2 separate regions of the Homo sapiens genome follow, and region 1 is linked to region 2. The links are chromatin loops, found by intact Hi-C in ENCODE. Cell type or tissue: heart left ventricle. All regions are shown on one strand. Region 1 overlaps PIP5K1B (phosphatidylinositol-4-phosphate 5-kinase type 1 beta). Region 2 overlaps PIP5K1B (phosphatidylinositol-4-phosphate 5-kinase type 1 beta).

Region 1 (5,000 bases), 55 kb before region 2:
GGTAGCGGACTTAAGGAAATAAGCGAAGTCTTCAAATAGGCAGTATTAGCAGAGAGGTTAAGAGCCACTTTGGAACTGGACAGTCTGTGCATTCCCATCCTGGCTCCAACTGTATGACCTTGGGCAAGTTATTTATATATTTTATTCTTCTAGTTTTCAATTTTTTTTTTTTTTTTTTTGAGAGACAGGGTCTCACTCTGTCATTCAGGATGGAGCGCAGTGGCATGATCATAGCTCACTGCAGCTTTGAACTCCTGAGTTCAAGTGATCCTCCAGCCTTGACCTCCCAAAGCACTGGAACTACAGGTGTGCACCACTTCACCCAGCTAGAGGCAAGTTATTTAACCTCTCTGTTGCCTTCGTTTTCCTCTGCAACCAAGCAATGAGGATAATAACAGAAACCTGTTACTTGGAGTTGTTGGAAGAATTAAATGAGTTAATTCATGTAGTACTTGTCTGAGTGCCTGGCACAAAGGAGTGTTTCATATGCATTGGCTGTGATAATGATTATTTATAGGACAGAGAGCACATGCAGTCCAGGGTCACCTAAACGCCTAACTGGTCCAGAATGCAAGTGCGTTGGCTGAGGGCTGTGAGGGCACAGCAGATGAAGCATTGCATTCTTCAAGGAAGTCCTCAGGGGGAGGCATTTGAGATTGGCACAGCCCTGGAGAGGCTAGCTCAAGTAGAACAAACACTGTTGGTGCAGGCAAGAGGCTGTCAGAGCACCTGCCACATTTGCAGAGGAAGGAGCCCTCTGACACTTGAGAGGGAGCATGTGGGGCGCAGGGGGCCCTGTGTGTAGAGGCTCCTTCACCTCAAGGGTGGGAAGAATGGTGGAGGAGCGGCCAGAGATGAGGGTGAGCATCACACTTTGCAAGGCCTCGAATACCTGGAGTTTCTTCTGTAGCCACGAGAAGGTTGGGAGCAGGGCAATGAGGGTCCACTCTGTCCTGTGGTGCTCCTTCTGGTGAGAGTAGCTAAAAATAGTCATCACAATGCTGAGTGCAGGGACTGCGTATGGTGTGCCAGGAACATTGGAGTGCTGTAAATCTTGGACATTACTAACGACTGCCCTGTGAGAGAGGTACTGTTATTTGTTTTATTTTTCAGATGAGGAAACTGAGGCACACAGAGGTTAAGCCACTTGAGGATTCCATACAGCTGGTGTGCGGCAGAGTCAATAGTGAAGCTGGGCAGTGTTGTGACACCAGAGCCTCTTCCTGTGACCACCGAGCTGTCATCACCTGTCACATTAGGGTGTGGCTCTCCAGAGGGGGTAGTGACAAGTGGAGATTGGAGCAATGACCTCTGCTAGGCTTATGGCAGCTTATTGATAAAACATTTTCTGTCTTAGTCAAGGAGAGTTTGGCTGTAAGGACTAGAAACTCCTGCAAAGAACTCAAGTGAATGCTGAATGGATTGTGAAGATACAGGGGCGCTCCCAGAACCCAGTTGCTTGCTAGGGAGTATGGCTAGACATTACACAGCTGGAGAGTTGTCAGGCTGTAGCAGTATCTCTGTCTGTCTGGAAACACAGGGCCTTCTCTGTGCATCTTTCCACAGTCTGATTAAATTGCAGCTTTCCTAGTTTCACTCTCCCAGGACCTTGGCTAGCCCTGACCCTACCTGACCTGAAAAGTCACTTGACTCACTCAGTCCCTGTGTTGTAGATAAAGTTCTTGCTTTGGATAATCTGCTGGTTTAGCCTAGTTCAAGTGTCCCTCCTTGGTTCCTTCTGCAGCTGGGATAAAGGTGGCACAGGTTATGACCAGGCAGGGAGAAAGCTGCTCTGAGAACTCCATGATCTTCAGTGGTTAGTGAAGCTTGCACGCCTTGCCATCTTGACTTAACTGCTAACCCTGCACTCCTCAGTCCCTGGCTTTGCTCAGGTTCTGACAGTGTTTTTGTTGTAAACATCTTGTGGGGCTCCTTCCTTTCAGCCTGCAGCTCTGCCCTGGTCTTTCAGGTCTTCATCCTCATGACTATTGCAGCAGGCTCTAGAGTCACCCTTCAAATCTGGTTTTCGCTTCCCATTTTATCTCGCCTTCTTTTAAGCAATATTATTTTTACAATTTTTATTGGCCTCCTATTCAGAAGCCTTCAGCAGATGTTCCTTAATTTGTCACATTCATGGCTGTCTCCCAGGGCCATCTAGCCCGCCGCTAATCATCCTCTTCCCTTGAATTCCCATCGTATCAGCACAGGATAATTTTCTCTTACCAGACATGCCATGGCCCTTCCCTTCTCCACGCCTGCTCCTTCCCTCCTGCTCTGACATCTCTCATCCATGACTTAAGAATGCTGACTGTAGACCCTGACTCTAGACCACAGTCACCTCCCTCTCCTCTGAACTCCTTTTAGTTTTGATTCTCTAGGGAAATTGTTGGTTTGTTGAAAGCAGCTGCCTGCCCAGTGTGTCTTGAACCTGCACACAGCCAAGCACATGTCAAACACTTGGAAAATTTAATATTCAGTGATTAGTGGCTGATTTATTATCTCTTTTGGCCTTGGTTTTTTTTTTTTTTTTTGCTTTTTAATTTTTTATTACATATTAAAGAACATTCCATATAAGCTCTCTGACTGTGATGATTGAATACTTGTTAGAGGCAAAGCCAAGTAAAAGTATTAACTCTAATCCTGTTAAAGACTTTCCCATTATTACATGTGCTTGAGTTTTGGCTTCTCTTTTGTGTGCCTTGAGAACAGGGACCATCTCATTCATCTTGTATACCTCAAAGTACCTCACATAAAGACATCCGGGAATACATGTTTGAGTAAATGAATACCCTCCTCATTGAAGAATAGATCTTAAGTGGTCATTTCATGACTGCTTCTATCTAGGCATTTACATTTGTGCCTAGTTTGAAACCACTTTCATTGCTTGTTACGAATTAAGCTTATTCACCCAAACTACAGAAAGGCTTTTAAAAATTTTTTCCTTTGGACAAAATTTGTCTCCTGCTCAGTCCTTTTCTGCCCATAACAGCATTGGCCATCCCCTGCAATGATTGTATTTATTTAACAGTTCTTCCTGCTTCCCTGCTATGGCCTTTCAGACTTCCCCACAGGCACAGAGCCCCCAGACACCTGGCAGGGTAACTATCAGCTGTTCTTTGTATTTGGGGCATATAGGGGATCTGTGTGGCTTTGGTTTCTCAATAGAAAATGACATAAACGCAGAAATACTTTGCAGGCTGCTACAGGAACAAAGGCAAACAGACTTGTTTGTTTGTTTCTGAGACCAAACATTTTTCTGCCAATCAAAACTGGTTTTATTTGCATATAGTGTATCATAAATTGTTGTAATAATTGAATAATTCCCAAGGCATGTACTCTTAGGAAAAAAAGAGGAAAATAGCTTAGAAATAAAATGTGGACAAAAAGCATAAGCTGGTGAATGAAAAATGAGAAATATTGCCATGTAGTAAAGATATAATATTGTGAAGTCTACCCAGTATCAAATGTATGGTAAAAACTAGGGAAGAGGCTGGCACAGTGGCTCACACCTGTAATCCCAGCACTTTGGGAAGCCAAGGCAGGCAGATCCCTTGAGGTCAGGAGTTCGAGACCAGCTTGGCCAACATGGCAAAACCCTGTCTGTACCAAAAATACAAAAATTAGCCTGGCGTGGTGGTGTGCATCTGTAATATTAGCTACTCAGGAGGCTGAGGCGGGAGAGTCACTTGAGCCTGGGAGGCAGAGGTTGCAGTGAGCAGCGATCATGCCACTGCACTCCAGCCTGGGTGACAGAGCAAGATTCTGTCTCAAAAACAAAACAAAACAAAAGGGGAAGAAAAAATGTAAGCAAGTTATAGAGGCAAGAAGTTCAACTATGTGAGATTATTTGTGATTATCCCAGATGTGACTGGGAAGAGATAGAAAAGTAACAGTGTTAGTTAAATCTCCATGGATTCTTTGCCTCCATGCCAAATATCATGACTATCTAACTAATTACTCCCCCCGACTCCCAGCTTCCCCACCACCCCGACACTATCACCAGATACACACAGATACATACTATGTCTTTGTATATGTAAAATGAAAATCATTGCAGGACATCATGCAGTAGCAGTGTTTTTCATGAAAGGCTGTGAGTTACATTGGTCTGAAAGCAACACATCCGTCATGGCTGTTTTCACTGGCGACTTTCTTCTGTCTAATGTTTGCAATGAAGGCTTGGCTTGAAAAGGCTTATGAATTCTTTTAGCACAACCTTTGTTGGGAAAATGAATTACAAGTGGTTCATTTGATGCTGATCCTTTTGTCATTGCCATTTATAGCTATTCTGTTTATTCACTTTGGGAGAGCCATTCTGAGAATTGATGAATGTGTTTTATGAGAGAATATAAGAGCCCTGCAATTTGTTTTGATTGGTCTCCATTTGGATTCATAGCGAGCAGGTGCCATCGTTTGGAATTGGTTTTGGCAGTGGCTTGGTTATATAAATATTAGATACATGAAGTGAAACCTCATTTAAATTATTTTCATCAGTAAGAATAGGAGAGCTTTACATTGAATGTAAGACACCATAGTTCTATTTTTACAGCTTCTAAGCATACAAATGTGTAACATACCATATGTCTGAACATATGTATGTAGAAGTGGCCTCCATTGTACAAATATTTAACATACAGATTTTCTGCATTTCTTTGAGAGTTTATGCAAATATTCTTTAAAAAACTCTAAGCCTATAGTTTCTTAATATAAGAATTTTTTCTGGTCTGAAAAATACAGGCATTTCTGCTTTGGAAACTATGTTAAGGATTGTTTCAGTTTGGTGTTTTTTTTGTTGTTTAAGCCTCAGAAAATAACCCAGCACATTTTAAACCTTTGCTTTCTCCTGCTTTTTGTTGTTGTTGTTGTTACTGTTGTTTTTGTTGCCAAACCCACATTAAAAAAAATACCACGCCTCTTTGTAAGGGCTCTAGAAGAAGAACTATAATACTTCCTATCTTCCCAGCAAAACTGTTTACCAGGCTGACGTTTTCCTAAGAATA
Region 2 (5,000 bases):
GCAACCCACCACCGTGTCACTGGTCTGTTGGTGGTATCCTGGAGGAAGGAAGGGAGCTCTGGCGGCTTAGAGTTTTCAGGGAAAGGACTATTGGTTCTAATACTGCAATCACCAACACTTCACACAGAAGGTTCTTTGTCATCATCATGATTTACTAATCTCATCAGAGACACTCCAGGTAGTGTTTCACAGTGTTTTTTCACAGTTTCAAAGTACATCTGGCTTAATATTAGGATGTGCCTCAGACATTTCCACAAAGCAGACAAGATGCTTTTTTTCTATTTTATTTTTTTAATTGACAAGTAAAAATTATATGTATTTATTGTGTACAACATGATGTTTTGAAATATGTATACGTTGTGAAATGGCTCTGTTGAGTTAGTTAATTGAGGTAGTGTGCATTTCCTCACATAGTTATTTTTTGTGATGAGAACACTTAAAATCTACTTTCTTGGTGATTTTTAACATACGATCATTGTTATTAATGTAGTCACCATATTGTACAATAGATCTCTTGGACTTATTCCTCCTATCTAACTGAAATTTTGTCCTTGGACCAATATCTCCCCAAGCCCCCAGCCCCCAACCAGCCCCTGGTAACTGGCATTCTACTTCGAGTTCAACATTTTTAGATTCCATATATAAGATGCTTTTTAGTGATACCCAAATATATCACTATTAAAGCATTTAATTTTTACACAGACCTGGGGAGGAGGAAACTTTGAGGTGTCATTCCTAGTATGTCAGCAAAATGCCGCCTTTTGTTAATAGTCCCCATGTTACCAGTGGTGACATTAACGATGGTGTTTGTACAGCTTTACCAAGAAGTTTACAAGTTTTTCCTTGGCTTACCCGTGGGTGGGTATGATTGGAAGAAATAAAATTTTTACCCTTTTTTCACCAAAAGGAATGGCTCTCTCAGAGCTTTTGCTTTGTTGAGGTCAAACATTCATACTTAAAAGAGAACTTCCGACTTTGATTCTAGGCTCATTTTGCAAACACTGATATGGAGGCAGCCTGAATTTGGCAGTCAGACTCCACCACATACTAGCAAAGGGACTTGGGCAAGTCACTTAACCTTGCTGAGCCTTAAATCCACCTCTGTAAAATGGGAACAGTTGTTACTATGCCTCACGGTTCTGGAGAGGGTCAAATGAGTGAGGAGATTCTGATTTAGAGACAGTGGAGTGTAACTTGGGACTCTGGAGCCAGCCTCCCTAGAGGTGAGTCCCAGCTTCACCTTGTCAGTAGCTGTGTTACCTCGTGTAAGTTGCTAAACCTTCCTGAGCCAATAGAAATAGTAAGAGTGCCTACCTCATACAGTCGTGAGGATAAAAGGCTTAATATAACCAGAAAGCACTTAGAACAGTGCCTGCCATTTAGTAGTAAACACTACATTAGTATGTGCTATGATTATGATAGATTATGATCATAATTGTTATTATTCATATATCAAGTGCCTGGCATAAATTAGTTGGTCAAAAAAGATTAATAACTACTTTTATTATTTCTCCCATCAGAGCACCTGAAATTTAAATGCTCTGAAAGGAAAGTAATATTATTACCAGTCTGTTTTTGATTTAACTAAATATATAACAGCAGGGTTCTTTTCAAAATCTTACTCCTCAGGGACTCAAAACTTAACCTTACACCAGAGGAGAAAGATTTTTTCTTAGAACAAGAGCATATATTTGGTCCTCACTCCAGACCTTTGGAATCAGAAATTCTGGGGACATGACCGTCATCTGTTTTAGCAAGTATACCCAGTGATTCTCATGTTCCTGAAGTTTGATAACACTAGGTGTAGACTAGTCACAGCTTTGACTACCTTCTGTTGCCAGGGTGGAGACAAGAATTGGTTACTCTCTTTGGCAGGCTGTTCCAGCCCAAGAAGTGTTAAAATGATGTTATCGTGGTGGTTTTGTGAGTTAAGCAGATACAGATAGTTCTGGAAAGCAGCGTCAGGGGTGCGGTGCGGGGGCTGCAGAGCACTTGGGCAGCATGTGAACCTGTTGATAGATCTGGCTTAGAACAGTGTGGCGTATCGGGCCCTCTGGGAAGTGCTTATGTCACGTCTTGTGCCTTACCAGTCTGAGTGACGCATGGGAGAAGAGATGCCTTTTGAGTTTTTATGCAAGGTTAAAATGAAGAAAATCCATTTCAGCCTTTAAAAGTCAGAGCTACTGGTACAAAAGGTCACTGACGCCAAATGGTGGCATTGCAGAGCTCCGAGAGGGAGCATTAAAATAGCAGGGGGTTTTTTTGTTTGTTTGTTTTTTGTTTTTTTTTTTTAAGAAACACTGAATGCACTGTGGGCTTAAGTCTTAGTCTTTTGCCATCTTGCTGCCCTAGGATCTTAAATAAAAGGGCATGTGAAAAAAGAAAAACACGAAGACATTTTTCTACCTCCTTAAGTGTCAAGGATGTAGATAGTCGTCCTCACACTAAAGGTGACATAACCTTTATTGTAGAATAAGCAAAGTGATGAAATGATGCCCCTATGAGAAAGTAGTCTGTAGATGGACTAGAGACCTAGCCCTGCTCTAGATGTAGTCTGTTTGGAGGTCAAGTTTGGATAACTGAAGATGACACTGCCTTGGGAAATGAAGCCAGTCTCAGAAGTGGTGTGGAGAGGTTGTAAGATATTAATCTGGCTCTGTATACACTGCATTCGTGTTGACAGAACAGCATCCCAATTGATTGAAAAGAATCTGCGAGCCATCTGAATAGAAACAGTATTTAAGTCATTAAGAATGGATTGATTACCAGGGCAATTAAGGAGACCTGAGGATCAAGGACCGAATTCAGGGGACACTGCAATTATAGCAAATACAATATGAGAGGTCAGAGAAGAAGTGACAGGAGAGACTATAAGAAAAGCTGGAAGTGGGCCGGGCATGGTGGCTCACACCTGTAATCACAGCACTTTGGGGCTGAGGTGGGCAGATCACATGAGGCCAAGAGTTTGAGAGCAGCCTGGCCAACATGGCGAAATCCCATCTCTACTAAAAATACAAATATTAGCCAGATGTGGTGGTGCATGCCTGTAGTCCCAGCTACTCAGGCGGCTGAGGCATGAGAATTGCTTGAACCCGGGAGGCAGAGATTGCAGTGAGCCGAGGTTGCACGACTGCACTCCAGCCTGGGCGACAGAGTAAGATGCTGTCTCAAAAAAAAATAAAAAATAAATAAATAAATAAATATATATATATATATAGAAGTGGCTCCAGGACCATATTCTATCATAGAAATCAAGAGAAGACATTTTTTTCCAGAATAGACAGGTGTTCTCTGGTGTTAAAAGCTTGAAGAAATAAAAAGATATAAAGCATGTGGGGAGGTGGGGATGGGTCTTAGATTTGCTAAGTAAAAATATTAAATCAGAAAGAAAGTATCTTTTCTATAAAGTAAATGATCTTTATTACATCCATTCATGTCAGGGTTTCTTAACCTGAGCATTATTGACATTTTGGTCTGGATGATTCTTTGTGGTGGGAGCTGTCCTGTGCAGCATCCCTGGCCTCTACCCACTAGACGTAATGCCACCACCTCCAGTTGTGATTACCAAAAAATGTCTTCAGATATCATCAGATGTTCCTGGTGAAGAACCACTGATTTAAGTATTTAATTCCTACCATGTATGTAGCACTACATTAGGCAGTGCAAGGCATAAAAAGTATGACACACTTCACCGTAAAAAAATACATTCTAATTGTCCTAAATTGAGTTATTCTGTTATTTCTCCTATTATGTTGGTTAAAACTATATATGTGTATACTCATACACACACACATACACACACACACGCACACACACACGTATACAGTAGTTATTCTCCAAGTTAACATTACATCAGCTTAATTATTGGATGATATTAGAAAAGTAGTAAATGGGAAATATTGGTGTCCCCATGCTGTATGTTTTAGCACAGATTAATGTAAGAAATTATTATGGATCTATGGTGGGACTAGTAAGCAATTTCCAAATTAAATTATAAGAAACATTATCACAAAAAACATTTGAAAAGAAAGAGCTTTAATGTTTGGAATAGATTCTGCATCAAAAGAAGCAACTTATCATCTTGCCAAACCTCAGCCTCGTCATTGTTTTGGAGCAAGAAAGAGAATTGAACCTCACTCATGTTTTGTTGCCTGTACCATTGAACAAGGCCCTGACTGTTAAGACTAATGTTGAGACCCTTGTTTTCTTTGCAGACTGCATCATCTGCTATTAAAGGTGCTATTCAGCTGGGAATAGGATACACAGTGGGTAATCTCACTTCCAAGCCAGAACGAGATGTTCTTATGCAAGACTTTTATGTGGTGGAAAGTGTGTTCCTACCCAGGTAAGAACATTTTTATTTGTGATGATTTCCATGCTAAGGAACCTTCTTTGTGACAACCCCATATTGAAGGGCTTTTCTACTATGTACATGTTTATATGTACAGATGTGAATATTGGGCCTTTGGCAGGGCCAAAGGCAGTCCAAATGATGTTTACTTCCTGTTTCATCAGGATGTCTCACAATTTTTATGTGGAGATGGTAAATAGGTTTCATCTATGGACTAATTCTAATTAGTTGTGATGAATGCCTGGAAGACCATATGGAGAAAGATTTTGAGGTTCAGTGGGAAAGAGTGCAGTAATCACAGAGTAATGTCCGCCAAGGGTTTATAGAAAGAAGGCTTCCATGAAGCAGCAACTGGTGCTAGGTTTTTGCTCCCCCTAATTTAAAAGCATGGGCTGGTAGGCCCATAATTGGGCCTCAAATCTGAGTTTAGTCTTATCTCTTCTCTTTTATGATGACTTTAACTTAACTTTCCTCGAGAAAACATGGATAATCCTGCTGTTTGCAAAAATACCAAAGTTACCCATATATGTTGTCTCTAGCTTTCATCATTTTAGGGTGAGGGGATCAATTATTTAAAAACAAATACATCTGGAAATGGATGATGGTAATATGAATGTATTAATGCCACAAAACTGTACACTTAAAAGTG

The links. A loop is a pair of places that touch in the nucleus more often than their neighbours do. Peaks named below come from ENCODE experiments on the same cell type or tissue, not always from the same donor. Only the 100,000 strongest peaks of a DNase experiment are listed, where the experiment ranks them.
Region 1: it touches region 2 in a loop (4-fold over the local background); 4 of 110 quality-filtered maps call a loop at or near these places.

What each region holds. Positions count from the first base shown.
Region 1 is chr9:68,804,429-68,809,428 of GRCh38, forward strand. All of the region lies in intron 2 of PIP5K1B (phosphatidylinositol-4-phosphate 5-kinase type 1 beta), which reads left to right. Among named protein-coding and RNA genes, the nearest start is that of PABIR1, 27 kb to the left of the region's middle. In heart left ventricle, no CTCF peak of the experiment used is centred here; no DNase peak of the experiment used is centred here; H3K4me3 peaks cover 398 bases; H3K27ac peaks cover 2,605 bases.
Region 2 is chr9:68,859,623-68,864,622 of GRCh38, forward strand. PIP5K1B (phosphatidylinositol-4-phosphate 5-kinase type 1 beta) reads left to right here. Exons shown (of 16, transcript NM_003558.4): 5 at 4,215-4,345. Among named protein-coding and RNA genes, the nearest start is that of PABIR1, 82 kb to the left of the region's middle. In heart left ventricle, no CTCF peak of the experiment used is centred here; no DNase peak of the experiment used is centred here; H3K27ac peaks cover 543 bases.